2 separate regions of the Homo sapiens genome follow, and region 2 is linked to region 1. Evidence: chromatin loops called from intact Hi-C (ENCODE). Cell type or tissue: heart left ventricle. All regions are shown on one strand. Links, peaks and the distances in the headings refer to the core of each region. The heading gives the core; the rest is flanking DNA.

Region 1 (8,984 bases), core at 2,172-7,171:
TACAAGTGTGATGAGAAAAGTCCAACCTTGAAAACAGCGGGCTCTGAGAGTGCCAAGCTGGAACACCACACACTCTGCCTCCACCCTGTCACTCACCACCACCAGCCCCAGGTCTCACCCGTGTCAGTCCACTAAGCCCCTCCCCTTCACCACTCTGCAGGGAGGGCCAGGCACACTGAGCACTCCCGGACCAGGCCCAGGGGCCCTCCTGAGCCTGACAACCTCCTTGTGTCAATTGTAGGAGGTTTATGGAGCCCACACTTGCCACTGTCATTACCAGTTTGTCACCAGCAAGGACCATCGGGGGAGTAGCTGGCTCAGGCCACATCAGCTCGGCGTGATCTGCTGCTCAGATCTCTAGGGAAGCCAGCTCAGGGGGTGAGGGTGGGAGGGCGGAAGGCTGGATCTTCACAATAAGGGGCCAGGGCAGGGCCAAGCACCATTTATGGGCACTGCCACTGCCAAGATGCTGGGGTTGCGGATTTCAGGTTTCAGCTGTGGCACAAATGGACAGTGTGTGAGCCTTGTTCACTGACCCTGCTGCCTTTACCTCTGCTACTCCCAGGGCCCAAAAGCACCGGTGTCAAAGACAAGCCAGGGGTCCCTGGTGACCCTTGTGGGGCCTTTAAGGTGAGGAGCTGGAGGTGCAGAGGAGAGTGTAAAAGACTAAAAGGGTGGAGCGTGTACCCCCAGCACGTGTCCGTACAACAGACTGATTGTGCAGATCTCTGCTTCTGAGTTTAGCCTTAGAATGATCTGGTGTTAATTCTCACCGCAACCTCCACCTCTCGGGTTCAAGTGATTCTCCTGCCTCAGTCTCCCAAGTAGCTGGGATTATAGGTGCCTGCCACCATGTCTGGCTGATTTTTGTGTTTTAGTAGAGATGGGGTTTCACCATGTTGTCCAGGCTGGTCTCGAACTCCTGACCTCAGGTGATCCACCCGCCTCGGCCTCCCAAAGTGCTGGGATTACAGGCATGAGCCACTGTGCCCGGCCTAATTCTAGATTTATCTGGACTCTTAAGTCATGTTTCATTTATACTTTTTCCACTTAATTTTATGAATATGAAGCTTCATAAAATAATGCAAAAATTAATGCAAGCCAGACATTAATTTATACAATATCACCACGAGCCCAACAGTCTCACACATTCTACTGCATTTGGCACCCATCTGACATTGAGTTTTCTTCAGCTTCCTCTTTCAGCATGACAGTAATTAAATTATCTATTTTGTACCAAGTATTTATAAAGCTGGAAACTAGATATGCACCTGAAACTATAATTCATTTTGTAAGTATTGGAATTAACTCCAGTTCTGCACCTGAAACTATAATTCATTTTGTAGTATTGGAATTAACTCCAGATCTGCACTTGACTTCAGCACTGACTCAGTTTCTTTGTCCAGTCTCTCCTAAGAACAGAATGCCCCTCAGTATCCGCTGTAAGAAGCACAGTGACTGAGTTAACTACTCGTGCCCTTGTGGGCCATCTACTGATTCATGGTAGGTGCGGCCCTAGTCACAGAAAGGAGCGTTTTAGCAAGGCTCCTGCGTGATTCTGATAGGATTGCCCAAACACAGCACCTGCCCAGTGAAACGCCATCTGCTACGGACTGAATGTTTGTGCCCACCACCAAGTTTGTACGTTGAAATCCTCACCCCCAAAGGAATGGTATTAAGGGGTGGGGCCTTCGAGGAGTGATTAGATCATGAGGATGGCATCTTCATGAATGGGATTAGTGACCCGATAGGAGAGAAAGAGACTGAAGCTCATTCTACTCTCTACCATGTGAAGATACTGCTAGCAGTCAGCAGTGTGAAACCAGGAAGAGGGCCATCACCAAGACCCAAACATGAGGGTGTCTTGATCTCGGACTTCCAGTCTCCAGAACTGTGAGAAATCAGTGTTCTCCTAGATGCCTCCAGGGAACATGGGCAAGAGTCTGACCCACTGGCCGGGTGCCCCATCGCCTGCCAGCCCCCTTCCCATCATATCAACGGGTGTGTCACTGCTTTTCAATCCAGCTCCACACCCAGTAATCTGTCCTCAATTCTCCACATTTCCCTGAAGATGTGTTGCTTTCTCATATCAATTTCTATATTAGTTACGGTTCCTTGGTTACAAGCAATAGAAAGTAACTATCCTAATCAAACAAACGAAATGTATTACAAAGTAAAGTAGTTAAGATTAAGTTTCAGGGGTGAAGAAAGATTGGTTAATAGGCACAAACATGCAGTTAGGTAGAAGGAATAAGTTCTAATGTTCAATAGCAGAATACAGTGACTATAGTTATCAACAGTGTATTGTATGTTTCAAAATAGCTAGAAGACTTGAGACGTTCCCAACATATAGAAATAATAAATACTGCAGGTGATGGATACCCTAAATCCTCTGACTTGGTCATAACACATTCTGTGCATGCAACAAAACACCACACCTACCCCATAAGTGTGTATGAATATGTATCAGTAAAAACATGGAAACAACCCAGATATCCACCAGTGGATTCATGGAGAAACAAAATGTGCTATCCATGCAATGGAATATTATTCAGCCACAAAAATAAACGGAGTGCTGATAAATGCTCCAACATAGGTGAGCCTTGAAACACTACACAGTGAAGGAAGCCAGACACAAAGGCCACATGTGGTGTGATTCATTTACATAAAATGTCCAGGACAGCAAATCCACAGAGACAGAAAGCAGATTGGTGGTTGCCAAGGAGAACATTAGTGGAGAGGGAATAGATAGTGACTGATAATGGGTGTAAAGTGTTTTTTTTGGTGGGGGTGCCAAAAATGTTCAAAAATTAGAATGTGATGATGGTCACACACCCTGTAAACATACTGAAGGTGGTACATTTCAAATGGGTAAATTGTATGGTATGTGAATTATATCTCCATAAAACGATTAACCATTCCCTGAAAAAAGATTAGGTTTCACTGTGAGCAGCAGGAAGCCCAAAGTGACAGCAGCCTTCTGAGGTCTAAGTTTGTAGATCTCTCAGGCGAGCCTCAGGGCAGGCTGGATGGCAGCCCAGCTCCTCTGAGCCCTCCCGGTCCCAAAGGACCTCTAACTCACAGGCCTCATCTTCATGCTTCCAGATGCCAGCATCTGCATTCCGGAAAGCCTGCTGGATGAGGCGACAAAGGAAGGTGAAAGAAAGGGTGTGGAGCAGCTAACTCTAAGAATGGTTCCTGAGAGAGAGAGAGAGAGAGAGAGAGAGAGAGAGAGAGAGAGAGAGAGAGGGAGGGGGAGGGGGAGGGGGAGGGGGAGGGGGAGGGGGAGGGGGAGGGGGAGGGGGAGAGGGAGAGGGAGAGGGAGAGGGAGAGGGAGAGAGAGTCATCTCATGGGGCCACCTTTGTATATGCAGTCAGTCACTGACCGAAACATTGTGTCGTGCATGACTGTATATATCTATATCTATACAGATAGACAGATAGATAGATAGATAGATAGATGCATATACAATGGTGGTCCTATAGGATGACAATACCATATCATATTTTTACTGTACCTTTTCTATGTTTAGATATGTCTAGATACACAAATGCTTATCATTGTGTTACAGTTGCCTACAGTATTCAGCACAGTACCATGCTGCTTAGGTTTGTAGCCTGGGAGCAATAGGCTACACCATAGAGCCTAAGTACACAATGGGCTATACCATCTAGGTTTGTGTAAATGCACTCTCTAATGTCGACACAGTGATGAAATTACCAGAACGTGTTTCCATCATTCAGTGATGCATGAAAGAGAGAGAGTGTGTGTGTGTAGCTAACGCAGTTAGACTGTGTTTAGCTTGCAGAAAGTGAGGCAATTTGGCTGTTATCTGGGCCTGATATTTTCACACCAAATCATACATGCCAGCAGATACATGGCAAGGTCCCGGGCAGCTTGGTCATTTTAAAGGACCTCAGAATTTCTTCCACCGTAACTCCATTTACTCTCAACAGCCTCCCACTCAGATACCTGGTGCTAAGTACTGTCATCAGGTTTCAGTGCCGTTTTGGTCAGAGATGTCCAACAGACAAATCCTGCGTAATCCTTTCCATTTCAGCTCAGACATTATTACCTCCATACAATCCGGACTGCCCTTTATACAGCCTCATACCGGATCGAGGAAGAGACTGAAGTGAAATTGTTCTTGTGTGCGCCTCTCTCCCCCTAGCCTGGAGCACCCCTGAGAGTTGCAATCCTTTTCTTCTTTCTATGCCTGGCCCGGTGCTGGGCACAAATCATTATTTGTAAATGAGTGAATAGGTGGGGACTGGGCTGGAATTTACGAGTTCCCTGTTCAGCGTCCACTACGCATGTGGCCATTCAAAATTCTACATGGGGCCTCGGGTGGCTGGGGTGGCCTTGTTGAACGTGGCCTGTTAACTATATAAATTCACCTCTTTATTTTTTTTTTTTAATTGAGACGGAGTCTCGTTCTGTCGCCCAGCCTGGAGTGCAGCGGCACAATCTCAGCTCACTGCGACCTCCTCCTCCCGGGTTCAAGTGATTCTCCTGCCTCAGCCTCCTGAGTAGCTGGGATTACAGGCGCGTGCCACCACACCTGGCTAATTTTTGTATTGTTTAGTAGAGATGGGATTTCACCATGTTGGCCAGGCTGGTCTTGAACTCCTGACCTCAGGTGATCCGCCCTCCTTGGCCTCCCAAAGTGCTGGGATTACAGGCGTGAACCACCACCCCGGCATAAATTCATCTCTTTTCCTTCTGGAAACTTCACTACGTTGCGGGACAAGTAAGTTCTGTGTGTTTGCAATTGTTACAAAATGCCAGCAGAGGGCAGTGCTTGTACAGCTAGACCTGCAGGCCATGCAGAACGCGCTCAGCCCTGCAGCTCTGGGAGCCCTCTCAGGACCCGTGCACTGCGATGGCCAGAGCCCCCATGGGTCACCGGTCAGACAGGGTCCTGCCACTGGCTCCTCATACAGCCCAGGGCAAGCGATTGCCAACCTGAAGTTCACAACAGGACCAGGAGTCCGTGGGCTCCATCAGTATTAAGAAAAGCTGATGAAGGCCAGGCGCTGTAGCTCACATCTGTAATCCCAGCACTTTGGGAGGCCAAGGCAGGCAGGTCACTTGAGGTCAGGAGTTCGAGACCAGCCTGGCTACCATGCTGAAACCCTATCTCTAATAAAAATACAAAAAAAGCCGGGCATAGTGGTGGGTGCCTGTAATCCCAGCTACGCGGGAGGCTGAGGCAGGAGAATCACCTGAACCCGGGAGGCAGAGGTTACAGTGAGCTGAGATCACACCACTGCACTCCAGCCTGGGTGACAGAGCCAGACTCTGTCTTCAAAATAAAAAAGAAAGAAAGGAAGAAAAGTTGATGAGAATCATAAGTTCACACACCGTAAACCTGCAGAGGTGAAAAGTCATGTCTATTTGAGTTTTGTTTGGTTTTATATTAACCCAGTATACTAACACTGGATGTCTCACATGAAGGAGAAATTTAAATGTCTCCTTTAAACTGTCCTCTTTAGAGGGGACAAACATGTTACATAATAAATACTTCCTTATAAGACAAAGTCTTTATATAACAGGTCTGTTAGGAAAAAACTTAACTTTACAAAGGATCTTCAAGGGTGAAAGTGGTTGTGAATCAGTGACTCGGGTAATAAGAAGAGAGTCTTAGGCAATGTGTCTGAAATGAAGCCCAGCAGCTGTATTTCACAGCATCACGTAAGACTCTGTCGATCCACTCTTATTTTTTTTTTTTTTTTTTTTTGAGACGGAGTCTCCCTGTCACCCAGGCTGGAGTGCAGTGGCGCAATCTCGGCTCACTGCAAGCTCCGCCTCCTGGGTTCACGCCATTCTCCTGCCTCAGCCTCCCGAGTAGCTGGGACTACAGGCGCCTGCCACCACGCCCGGCTAATTTTTTGTATTTTTAGTAGAGATGGGGTTTCACCGTGTTAGCCAGGATGGTCTCGATCTCCCGACCTCGTGATCTGCCCGCCTCGGCCTCTCACAGGGATTACAGGCGTGAGCCGCGTGCCCGGCCTGAAGAAGCACTATTTAATACCACCTGCAGCGCAAAGGTGACTGAAAACAAGAAAGTGCTGTCTCTAGCTGGGGCTTCCTCGAGCTTCTGCCCGCTGTGCGCTGCACGTTGCCACCTGGATGTGAGACAGCACTTCACACCGGCCCTTCCAATCCTGCGTCCACATCTTCACCCAACCTCCGCCTGGACATGCTACTGCTCCTTCATTCCCTAACTCCGCTGAGACATTCCCATACATGCCATTTGCAAGTGATAAATCCCAAGATCCTGGGGTCCGAAGCTTCCGTCTTACCCCCCAGCACACCGTCAGCGGTCAGATCCTAACAGGTGTTCCCCTGCAGAGTTCTTGACTGTGCGCTTTTTCCCCATTCCCATCACCTCCAGCTTGTCTCTGCAATCGACACGTCTCATCCAGGCAATTGTAGTAACCTCTTGGCTGGCATCTTGCCACCACGTTGCCTCTCTCAATCTCTTCACATAGCAGCTTAAAATTCTGTCAGAAAATAATTGTGCCCGTATCACCTGACTATGTTAAACAACAACAACAACTTCAGCAGCTCTTGTTCTTCAAGAGAAAAATCGAAAACTCTGGGCTCTTTGGTCCAGCATACAAAGCCCCTGTGACCTTGGCCACATCAGCTCTCTTTGGTGAATCTCTAGGCACACCCACCTTAAAGGTATGCTCTCACGCTGTGCTGTCTGACTTGCTAGCCACTAGCCATATTTGGTATTTAAACTACTTACAATTTAAATTACTTGAAATTCAATAGAATTTAAATTTTAATTGTGTGGCCACACTCTCCACATTTCAAATGCTCGATAAGCAGGCTGCTGGTACATGAAAGTCCACAAGCAGGAGCTTCTGGACATTGGCAGCTAGACCTGCTTCAGCCACCCTGGTCACAGCGATCATCCTGCTCCCTGGCTTGCAGAGGTGGCTCGATGTGGCTACCACCTCCCTGCAAGTCTCACATGGATAGCTGCTCAGGAAAGCTCAAGTCACAGGGGAAATTAATGCTTCAAGGAAGTTTGAGATTCCAGCTTTCAAATAGCTTGAGTACAAAAAACCCATCTGTCCTATCCACCACACTCCAGCCTGCAGCCGCTCAAAGTCTCCACACAACTTTCTTCCTATTGTTCACCTCCAAAGTAACAGTGATGGCAGCCATGACATCCCCACCCAAATAACACAGCTGCTCTTCACAAACAATGAAAACATGCACATCGTCTCCCAAAGACAAAACCCAAGTCTCACCAGTCTCTCTTTACAGCCCTGGACAATCTTTCTCTTCCAGTCCAGTTCAGACTGAACACCTATAAACCATGAGCAACGCAGGAAGTTGGCCACCATCAGCACAATCTATATAAGGTAACAGGGAAATGGGGGTGGTGGAAGAAATCAGTTCCTCTAAGGCCCAGGATGAAAATGTGAATAGCTACTGTCATGGGTTGAATCAAGGTTTCACCCCTCCAAAAAAAATTATCCTGTTGAAGTCCTAACCCCAGTACCTAAAAATGTGACCGTCTTTGGAGACAGGGCCTTTACTAAGGTAATCAAGTGATGATGAGGTCATTGGGGTGGGGGGACCTAATCCAGCATGACTGGTGTTCTTATGGAAAGGGACATCTGGACACAGAGAGGGACATACACACAGGGAGGACGATGTGAAGAGACACAGGGAAAAGGTGGCCCTCTATAAGCCAAGGAGACAGGCCTCAGGAGAAATGTGCCCTGCCAGCACCTTGATCTTGGCCTTCCAGCCTCCAGGGCTGTGAGAGCAGCCTGCTGTTTAAGCTGCCCACCTGTGGGACTTTGTGATGGCAGCTGCAGGAAGCCAACACAGCTGGCACAGCCCTCAGCCCCTGTGCAGGTCCCTGTACCCGTGATGTTCCCAGCTGCCCCTCTCACACCGTCCTCGAACCTGGCCCCAGAGCTGCTTGGGAATCTTTGTCTGTATTTCCCTGTGGTCCCAGAAGGTGGAGGGCCCCTGCCCTTGGGTTGCTGCTGTCTTCTGTTAATGTTTCCCCACTGGGCTGGTGGTGCGGGGGTGCTTCCTCCCTGCCGCATGGAGGAACAGTGCCCTGACATCCCCCTTGCCAGTCAGGAGAGGCCGCCCCATGGTGTGGCCCCTGCCTGTGATGGCACAGTCTTGAGAGCCAGGGTGGCGGAACAGCATTGGTGTCCCTAGGGGAAGCATTCCCCCAGCAGGGCCCCGGAGCACAGAGAAAGGAAATAGTTTCTTGGCAAGTTGTTGGGTATCAATGTGAGTAATTCCACTATCACGTACAGTCCTTCAATCTCCACTTGTAGAGTCTGCAAGGGGAGAAAAGGCACCAGATAGTACAGTGGCTCAGAGCATGCACTGCTCAACCAGGATGCACCCCAGTCCCACCAGGGCTGTGAGGACCCCTCAGTAGGCCGCATCTCATTCTAAAGAGGCACAGTTCCTGAACATGGTGAGACCCATGAATCCTGGAAGTATCAGCCCATTCATTCCCTTGCTCCAGGTTTGGGCAGTTGGGACGAAGTAGCACATAAGGGGTGGCTTAAACAGCACACATGGACTCCTTGCCATCCTGGAGGCTGGAAGTCCAAGCTCATGGTGCCAGCAAATGTAGGTCCTGGTGAGGGACATCTTCCTGGCTTGAAGAGCCACCTTCTCACTGTGTCCTCCTATGGCAGAGAGAGATGGCTGTAGGAAGAGGTTTCTCTTCCTTTTCTACAAGGGCACTAGTCCCATCATGGGGCCCCACCCATATGATCTCATCTAAACCTAACCCTCCCCAAAAAGGCCCCACCTCCAGACACCATCACGCAGGGGGCCAGGTCTTCAGCACATGAATTTTGGGAGGACCCAGATACTCAGCACATAACACGTTGCTGTGAGGTTCCTGGTCAGAAACAATACTGTGTGATTACCATGTGGAGAAGCACCGAGTTAACCCACAGGTGTTACTGGAGCAGAAGCA
Region 2 (8,638 bases), core at 2,019-7,018, 70 kb after region 1:
CAAATTCAAAAAGTGCAACCTCAGGCATAAATGGGTTAAAATCTTCTGCCAGTGCCATGGCTACTGTTGCTACTGGAACCACCGTAGCCACCTTGGTTTTGTAAAGTAAAGTAAAATTTGGCAAAGTATTGTTCTCCACCACCATAAGGGCCAGAGCTTCTGCCTCCAAAGTTTCCTCCCTTTATGGGTCCAAAATTTGAAGGCTGATTGTTGTAATTGCCAAAATCATTGGAGCTTCTGCCACCTCCAGAATTGATTCCATCATTACCAAATCCATTACAGCCATCCCTGCTGCCACTGTATCCACCGCCACCGCTGTGGACAGCTGCCACCAAAGCCATCATGACCACTGAAATTTCCTCCATGACCGAAGTTGTCATTCCCACCAAAACCACCTCCACAACCACCACCAAAGTTTCCAGAAGCACTTCGACCTCTTTGGCTGGATAAAGCACTAGCCATCTCTTGCTTTCACAGGACTTCCCTAACTTCACAGTTTTGGCCATTCACAGTATGGTATTTCTGAGTGACAGTCTTGTCCACAGCGTCGTGGTTGTCAGAGGCACGAAGGCATAGCCCCTTTTCTTGGCACTACCTCTGTCAGTCATGATTTCAGTCACTTCAGTTTTTCCATACTGTTCAAGATCTCTTAGGCGATGTTCTTCAATGTCTTCTTTAATGCCGCCAGCAAATATCTTTTTCACAGTTGGGCACCTCGTCTTTGAGAATCTTCTCGAGACAGCCCTTTGGTTCCACAACTCTTCATCCACCTTGTGTGGCTTTGCATTCATGGCGCATCCACCTCCTTCACAGCGGCATACAGGACAAACCCAAAGCCCCAGAGTGCTTGGTGCTTGGATCTCATGACTACACAGTCCACGAGCGTTCCCCATCGCTCAGATTGGCTTCTCAGGTTCTCATCAGTTGTTTCAAAGCTCAGCCCTCCAGTGCCGAGATTCCACAGTCGGCCCTCCAGTGAGGAGCTTCCACAGCTGTTTAGGCTCTTTGGGAGACTCTGACTTACACTGGAGTGCAGTGGTGTGATCTCGGCTCACTGCAACCTCTGACTCCCGGGCTCAGGTGATCCTCCCACCTCGGCCTCCCAAGTAGCTGGCACTACATGTGTGTGCCCCCATACCTGGCTAATATTTGTATTTTTTGTAGAGATGGAGGACTCGCCATGTTGCCCAGGCAGGTCTTGAACTGGGTTCAAGCAATCCGCCTGCCTCAGCTTCCCAAAGTGCCAGGATTACAGGCGTGAGCCACAGTGCCTGGCCTATGGTATTTTTGGTGTAGCAGCCAGCACATAGATTTTTAACCAGGAGCTGGATCCCTTACCCAGCACTTAGAACAGGCACATAGCAGCACTCAGTATTTATTGAGCCAGTTAGTGGATGGATGGATGGATGGATGAATGGATGTATGAGTGTACAGAGGCTGGAAGGTGAAGTGAAGTAAGCTTTCTGTTTAAGATGGAAGGGACTTCATGTTTAAAAGTTGATGGATGCATTTTCAGAGAGTGAGAACATGTTCACTAGAGGAAAAAGCCCAATAGCATCAATTCCCTGAGCAGGTAAGGGGTTGGCTGTAAAGCAGGGTGGACAGGTGGATCTCAGCTCTGTGGGAACCAGGAAAGGACAAGAGCATGGGTGTTCTTAGTTGGTGTGTTTGGTGGTTTGGTGGTTTGGTGGCAGCAGGAAGGTAAGGGAGTTCACACTGATGGCTTTGGGTTTCTGTGTGTGAAGTAGGGGAAGTTGTCTGCTAAGAATGGAAGTGTGGGGCAGGAAGTGGAGGTTTGAAGTGGTTTAGAGTAAAATGGACGTTGAGATAAAGCAAGAAGCCTTAGATTGCCAGGCAGCAATGTGCAGGCCATGGGGGGCTGATGAGGACTGGCTCAGGACCCCCCTGCCCTGTGCCTGACTCCACCCAGCAGTGCTCAGCTCAGCACCTCCTGGAGCAGGAGGAGGGAAAGCTGCACTCCGGTGGGATTTTACCAGGTGGAGGCAGCGGAAAGGGAATTTGAATGTCCTGTTGAAGCCGCTGAAAAAACGGAGAAGGGCCGGATGAGGAGTTCAGGAGGCCAAGGAGTCAGCACGGTGGGGCCGAGGAACCAGCCTGCTGCCAGAAGAAACGGGTCGGAGAGCGGCAGCCGGAATTTTGGCGATGGTGTAATTTCGAGCAGGAAGACTGCCCTGGGCTGGGTCACTGAGTGGAGTGGAGGGGAAAGGCCAGTGGAGATCAGGGGATGCTGCACAGAAAGGCCAGGCTGCCCACGCACACGTGGAACCCGTGCCGCATGCTGCAAGGATCTGGATAGGCCCCGCGATCAAGAGTCCTGAATGAGAAGGAGAAAGTGTGGACCCCAGCAGCGGGTGTGGGGAGCGGGCGGTTCTGCCTGGAATGGGCCTGAGGGTCTGCGGATGTCTGTTTCTTTTTCTCACTTGTCTGCACAACTTTGACTTTTTATACCCACTGCTATTTTGAAAAAGGAGTGGGAGGAATACTGGATTCAGTGTCATCATTAGTGGAAAGCCACAAGTGTTTCCTATGTTTAGATGGCAGAAGCCCAGGGGCAAGGCTCAGGTCCTTCCAGCTGTGCTGTCTCCTGGCGATCCGTGGATTAGAGCTGTTCCTCAGCTTCTCCGTCACTTAAAGGGGTGGGTTTCGGCTGTGCTGTGGGAGCCACTCATTCAGCCTTCATGTTGTTGCTGCTAGGACTACATTTTCCTCTATTATGTTTCTCACCTGCTTTTGTAAAAAATTAATGAATGAAGTTCTAGTTGCAAGCAGTGCTGTGCTTACTGTGGCGGGAATAGGGGAGCAGCCCCTCCTCAAGGGCCTGTATTCTCTTGGCTTCCTCTTCCTCTGGTAGCAGATAAGTAAAATGATGGATGGTGGTTTTGGGAGAGGAAGAGGTGGCAATTTTATTTCTTTTCTAAGACTAAGAGATTAACAAAGTTGCTGGTTTTGGTGGGATTGCTCCTGATTGGTGGTAAAAGAAAGCAGCACATAAATGCTTATGATAAGCAGGCTGGGTGCAGTGGCTCGTGGCTCATGCCTGTAATCCAGCACTTTGGGAGACCGAGGCGGGTGATCACTTGAGGTCAGGAGTTTGAGACCAGCCTGGCCAACATAGTGAAACCCCGTTTCTACTAAAAATACAAAAAATTAGTCAGGCCTGGTGGCGTGGACCTGTAGTCCCAGCTAATTGGGAGACTGAGGTAGGAGAATCACTTGAACCTGGGAGGCGGAGGTTGCATTGAGCTGAGATGGCGCCTGAGCAACAGAGTGAGACTCTGTCTCAAAAAAATGCTTGTGATAAGCAGACGTCAGGGTTCCTTCTGTCTCCTAGTTGGAAGATGCACTGCCAGGTTTTCTTTCATGTTGAAGCATATCACAGTTTTCCCAATTAGGAGTCAGGAAATCTGTATAGTTGTTTCGTATCCTAGACAATTTGCAAGACTTGAGACAAATCATTTGCTTGTGGATTGAATATTCCATGTTTACAAGTGGAAATAATTTGTCCTGCTGTTTCGTTTTAAAGATCAATACACGGAAGATGGCAATAGGAGGAAAAAATACCTACTATTATACAAATAGCCGTGCTGTTTCCTTGCTGAGAGAAAAACTGGCTATTGAAAAGCAGCGATTGAACTTGTGAACAATGGGGTGATTTGAACTTGGAAAAGAAGGAAAAATGGATGCTTTTTCCTCTCACTAAATCCTCACAGCATTGTGGACTCACACGAACCTTTAGAAATCATTATTCTTTCCATTTTTAATTGACAAATAAAAGTTATATACATTTATTGTGTACAGCGTGATGTTTTGACCTATGTATACTTTGTGGGATGGTTAAATGAAGCTGATGGGCGTGTCTCCATTTTTTTTAACAGATCATTTACTATGTAATTCAGTCTTTGCAGTTTATTCTGGCCTGCGTAGTTAAAATATACTTAGTGTATATTCTTCCTGATCAGTAAGAATGAAATGTAGATGTTTTTATAGGCAATTTCACTCTTTGTTTAAAACCAAGTGTTTAGTTTTGCCATAAACAGATGACATTGCTGGAAACAAGAATGTGAATTAAAACTTAAAAAACATTTAAAATGTGTTAAAGAGTGATATATGTTTCATTACAGAATACTTAGTTATTTTTATCTGCTTTTCATGCTACATAAGGATTCACAGATTAATCTCTTGAGGTAAGGAATGTAACCAAATGTATTTTGAACTGTTGCATATAGAACTTTCTCTTATTTTTCATTATTCTTGAAAATATAAGCATGTAGTCTTATTTTTAAGTGGATGTGGTAGTATAAATTAGAAATTTAAGTTTTGGAATATAAATCCTTGCTGTATATTTCTAGTTTCTTGCACAGCTGCTGTTGATAGATACTTTTTTAGCCTTATTTGGAAAATATATTTTAATAGTATAATTAGTAATCTGAGTGTGTTTATTTCACCACTACTGTGTGCTGGGTTATCATACTGTACAAAGTAGACTTAGTAATTTCTACTTTTTTCCCCACATAATTTGGCTAGAATTTGCATGGTATATAGGAATGCTGTTGCTCTAGAATAAATGATCATTTCACAGTATGTTTTTACAGTGGTGGAGGAGGGGCCCAAAACTTTCATGGGTTGGACTGAAAGAGCTTAGAACGGGTACCGTCTGGTGCGTGCTGTGATCGTCTCTGCTGGGGCTGCTCAGGCTGCCTCCTGTAGGTGGCCAGCGTCCTCTACCCTCCATGGGGTGCAGTCACCCCACCCCACCCCTGGCCTGCAGCCAATGACCGGCCGAAGGGAGGTGGCGTGTGGAAGGCCAGCCTCTGCCTCCAGCAGGACTTGCACTGAGTGCGGATGCACTCGGATGCACTCAGACTCTGGCATCTAGGAGCCTGAGGAATTCGTCCTGCAGAGGCAGAGAGAACAGATAATGAACCTGTGTACTCTTTCCCAGCCTCTGCAGTTTCAGTGTTTTGCCTGGCCTGTTGCATCTGCCCCCTGTGTTTTTTTAATCTTTGTATATTTTATAATATATCTTATATGTCATTTTATCCATATCAGTGTATATCGGCTGTCCCTAACAGATAAGGACTTTTGTGAAACATATTATCAGACTTTGCAAAATTAATGGTTATTCCTCAGCATCATCTGCTACCCAGACCATGGTCATATTACCCTTAACAACCGTGGAATCTTAGTATTCTTGAATGACACTGTGATATGCAAAATAAATGATTCAGACTATGTGTTAAAACTTTGCTTTAATTTAGTATAAAGAATCAGATTGGTAGTGAATTAAGACTATATTCTAAATTTTCCCATTTTTTATTAAGGTCCTGGATGCCTCATCCCTTAGTTTCAACACCAGATTGAAATGGTTTGCCATCTGCTTCGTATGTGGCGTTTTCTTTTCTATTCTTGTGAGTTAAGGCTTTATATTGTTTAATAATTTTTATTTTGTATTAGACTAATAATTCCATTTAGTACCAAAAACTAATGTCCTTTACTAAATCCCTGTTAGACCATTTTGGTGGAAGGTATTTATTAAACTAAAATAAAGGGGTAGAGATCAATGAAAATACGTAGAAATTAGTATTTTGGGGAGTTTTGTGGATAGTTGAAATAATTTAAGAAAAATGTATCAATGTGTTAAAAGATCTGGAGAGTCAGTAATTTAGATGTTTATTACCTTTTCATACTTGGTATTTAGCATGAAAATTTAACTTAAATAGACTGAGATTTACTGGTAAGCACAAAGTTTTGTTATGGCTCATTTATATATGCTAGTGCAAATAGGAAGAAGATTCAAGTTAGTGTATAACATTGAAAATTAACTATTTTTTCTGTGTAATCAGACTAGACTGTCTACAAGCAGATTTGTATTTAAACATATTACATAATATTGGTATTGTATTACTGCAGTAGCACGTTTATATTTTAACCATTAAAATCATAAAATTATTTTAAAATAACTATAATATCTTAACTTAGGGAACTGGATTGCTGTGGCTTCCGGGCGGCATAAAGCTTTTTGCAGTGTTTTATACCCTCGGCAATCTTGCTGCGTTAGCCAGGTACGTTTGGCTTCTCAAAATATCTTGTTTGCTCTTGCTACCAAATTTACCTTTCTAATAAGCACTTTCCCAGTAGGATGTTTATGTAGTTCTGTACATACTGTGAATTCAGCCACAGGATTTACATTCATTAAATAAATATGTATTGACTGCTGCTGTATGCCGTCTCCCATAACAGACGGTATTAGTGCTAGGAATAGCCAGCCTTTGTGGGGCACTTAATGTGTGTCTGGGACTGTTCTAAGTGTTTTGTATGTATTATGACGAGCTTGTGAGGTAGGCAGTATTATCATCCCCGTTTATAACTGGAGATAATAGCACAGAGCAGGGGAGTCAGTGCTGCCCATGGCGATGAACCTAAATCATGGCTGAGGTGGGAATCCTGCAGGCAGTGGGAATCCGGAGGTGGGATCCCACCATGGCTGAGGTGGGAATCCGGAGCCCAGGCTTGGAGCTGCTGCACTCTAGGCTTTGTTCTTGTGGAGCTTACATTTTAATGAAGAAGATGTTCACATGATAAGCCAGAAAAAGATGGGATGGCATTGGTGCTGTGCAGAGAATTAAAACAGGGTGTGGCAGTAGTGACAGAGGGCTACTTTATATTGGGAGTATGAGAATCCCTCTTTGAGAATCTTTGTCGCATCTTTGGGTTGTTGTTTGTCTTAGCCCTTTTTATGCTGCAGTAACAGAATACTGTAGACTGGGCGACTTAGGAAGAATAGAAATTTTTCTCACAGTTGGAGGCCTGAAGTCCAAGGTTAAGGCACATCCATCCTGCTGATAGATGCATCCCCCAAGGGGAAGATCCCTGTGTCCTCCCAGGGCAGAAGAGGAAAGAGCAACCCCCAGGCAGCCTCTCCTCCAAGGGCCTTTGATCCCTTTCAAAGGGAGGAGTTCTCACAGCCTAGTCCGGTCTTCATACTAACACACTGAAGACACTTACATTTTGGAGAAGACACCTTCACACCATAGCATGTCTATTGGTATAGTTGTAAAGTTTCTTTATAAAGTTAAGGAAAAAAAAAATTTTAGTGAGAGATTTTAATTAAATAAAGCAACAGGGCTTCTTTTTTAAAAAAGTAGTTTATTTTTGCATAACCAGATAAATTAGTAGACCTGTACCTCAGTCACTTTATTTGTTTCAAATAGTACATGCTTTTTAATGGGACCTGTGAAGCAACTGAAGAAAATGTTTGAAGCAACAAGATTGCTTGCAACAATTGTTATGCTTGTAAGTAAATAATACATTTTTAAAACTTTTATTGAAGTATTCTTTGCACTGTTATTTTACGAATAATTGCCTGTTATGTATGTATACTTCTTTTTTTATTTTTATTTTTTTTTATTATTATACTTTAAGTTTCAGGGTTGTATGTATACTTCTTGTGTTGAATATAATAATTATATCCGGCCGGGCACGGTGGCTCACGTCTGTAATCCCAGCACTTTGGGGGGCCAAGGTGGGCGGATCACCTGATGGCAGGAGTTCAAGACCAGCCTGACCAATATAATGAAACCCCGTCTCTACTAAAAATACAAAAATTAGCCCGGTGAGGTGGCATGCACCTGTAATCCCAGCTACTTGGGAGGCTGAGACAGAATCACTTGAACCTGGGAGGTGGAGGTTGCAGTGAGCCAAGATCACACCATTGCACTCCAGACTGGCCAACAAGAGTGAAGCTCCATCTAAAAACCAAAAAAAAAATATATCCTATGTGGTTATAGAGTTCAGATGGTACAGTATTGTCTAAGACTACTGGCTGGGTAAAGCCTGCTTCTGCTGCGTATATGGCATGGTGTAGCTGCGTATTTAAATGGAGCCTAGAGCTGAGTGTGCTTTCATTTTTAAGCCCTGCTGATGGTTTCATGAGGGATTGTTAGTTTGTACCCTTTAGAGGGTGGGCATAGACACCCTCTATGCTGAGGGTGAGATTTAGCATCATTTGTCATCTGACTTTTGTCCCTTCTCTGTGTGCCAACTTGACAAATTCTAACAATATGGCTCCCGTAACAGTATCTTTAAAGGTGCCTTCCATTACATTGTGGGTTCTGTCCACAACTCTCAGGTCATCACTCTTATTATCTTGAGCCTGGGTGGCGGGTAGATGAGAGCTTACACTTTGGCTAGTAAGGTTGTTTCCATTCTCATACGTGCTGGGTGTTCAGCTGATCATCGTTTTGTGTATTGTGGGCAGGAGGGGGACCCAAATCTCTTCTGCATCCTGCCTCTGCCTCCTAACTCACCTGGTCTGTGTCTCTTGTGGATTTCTTTTGCCTTCAAGCATTTATGATATTTAAAGAATTTAAATGTTACCATTATAACTATTAACATTAGCTTTCCAAACACAGCTAACCTATGTTAATTTATAAGGAAATGTTTGTTAACTCTAATCTGCCTGGCAGTCTTCTCCCATCTCCTCACTAGAGTAAAAACTCATTTTTAGCTTTATTTATTATGTCTTTATTCAACTTCATAGTTTCTTACCACTTTTATAATCTCCAATTATTTTGAATTTCCTATAATAGCATATGTATCAACATATATATAAACATTT

The links. Hi-C counts contacts between places; a loop is a spot of excess contacts. Peaks named below come from ENCODE experiments on the same cell type or tissue, not always from the same donor. Only the 100,000 strongest peaks of a DNase experiment are listed, where the experiment ranks them.
Region 2: a loop joins it to region 1, with 3 times the contacts of the local background. A loop is called at or near these places in 71 of 110 quality-filtered maps.

What each region holds. Positions count from the first base shown.
Region 1 is chr6:166,396,803-166,405,786 of GRCh38, reverse strand. No RefSeq gene overlaps it. Among named protein-coding and RNA genes, the nearest start is that of MPC1-DT, 18 kb to the right of the region's middle. RefSeq lists an enhancer at 5,546-6,050. In heart left ventricle, for the core only: a CTCF peak has its summit at 4,777 (motif pointing right); a DNase peak (open chromatin) is centred at 4,846; H3K27me3 peaks cover 646 bases.
Region 2 is chr6:166,326,952-166,335,589 of GRCh38, reverse strand. SFT2D1 (SFT2 domain containing 1) reads left to right here. Exons shown (of 8, transcript NM_145169.3): 2 at 5,343-5,429; 3 at 6,001-6,083; 4 at 7,233-7,314. It also overlaps the pseudogene HNRNPA1P49. Among named protein-coding and RNA genes, the nearest start is that of SFT2D1, 11 kb to the left of the region's middle. RefSeq lists an enhancer at 1,921-1,970. In heart left ventricle, for the core only: a CTCF peak has its summit at 4,744; a DNase peak (open chromatin) is centred at 4,789.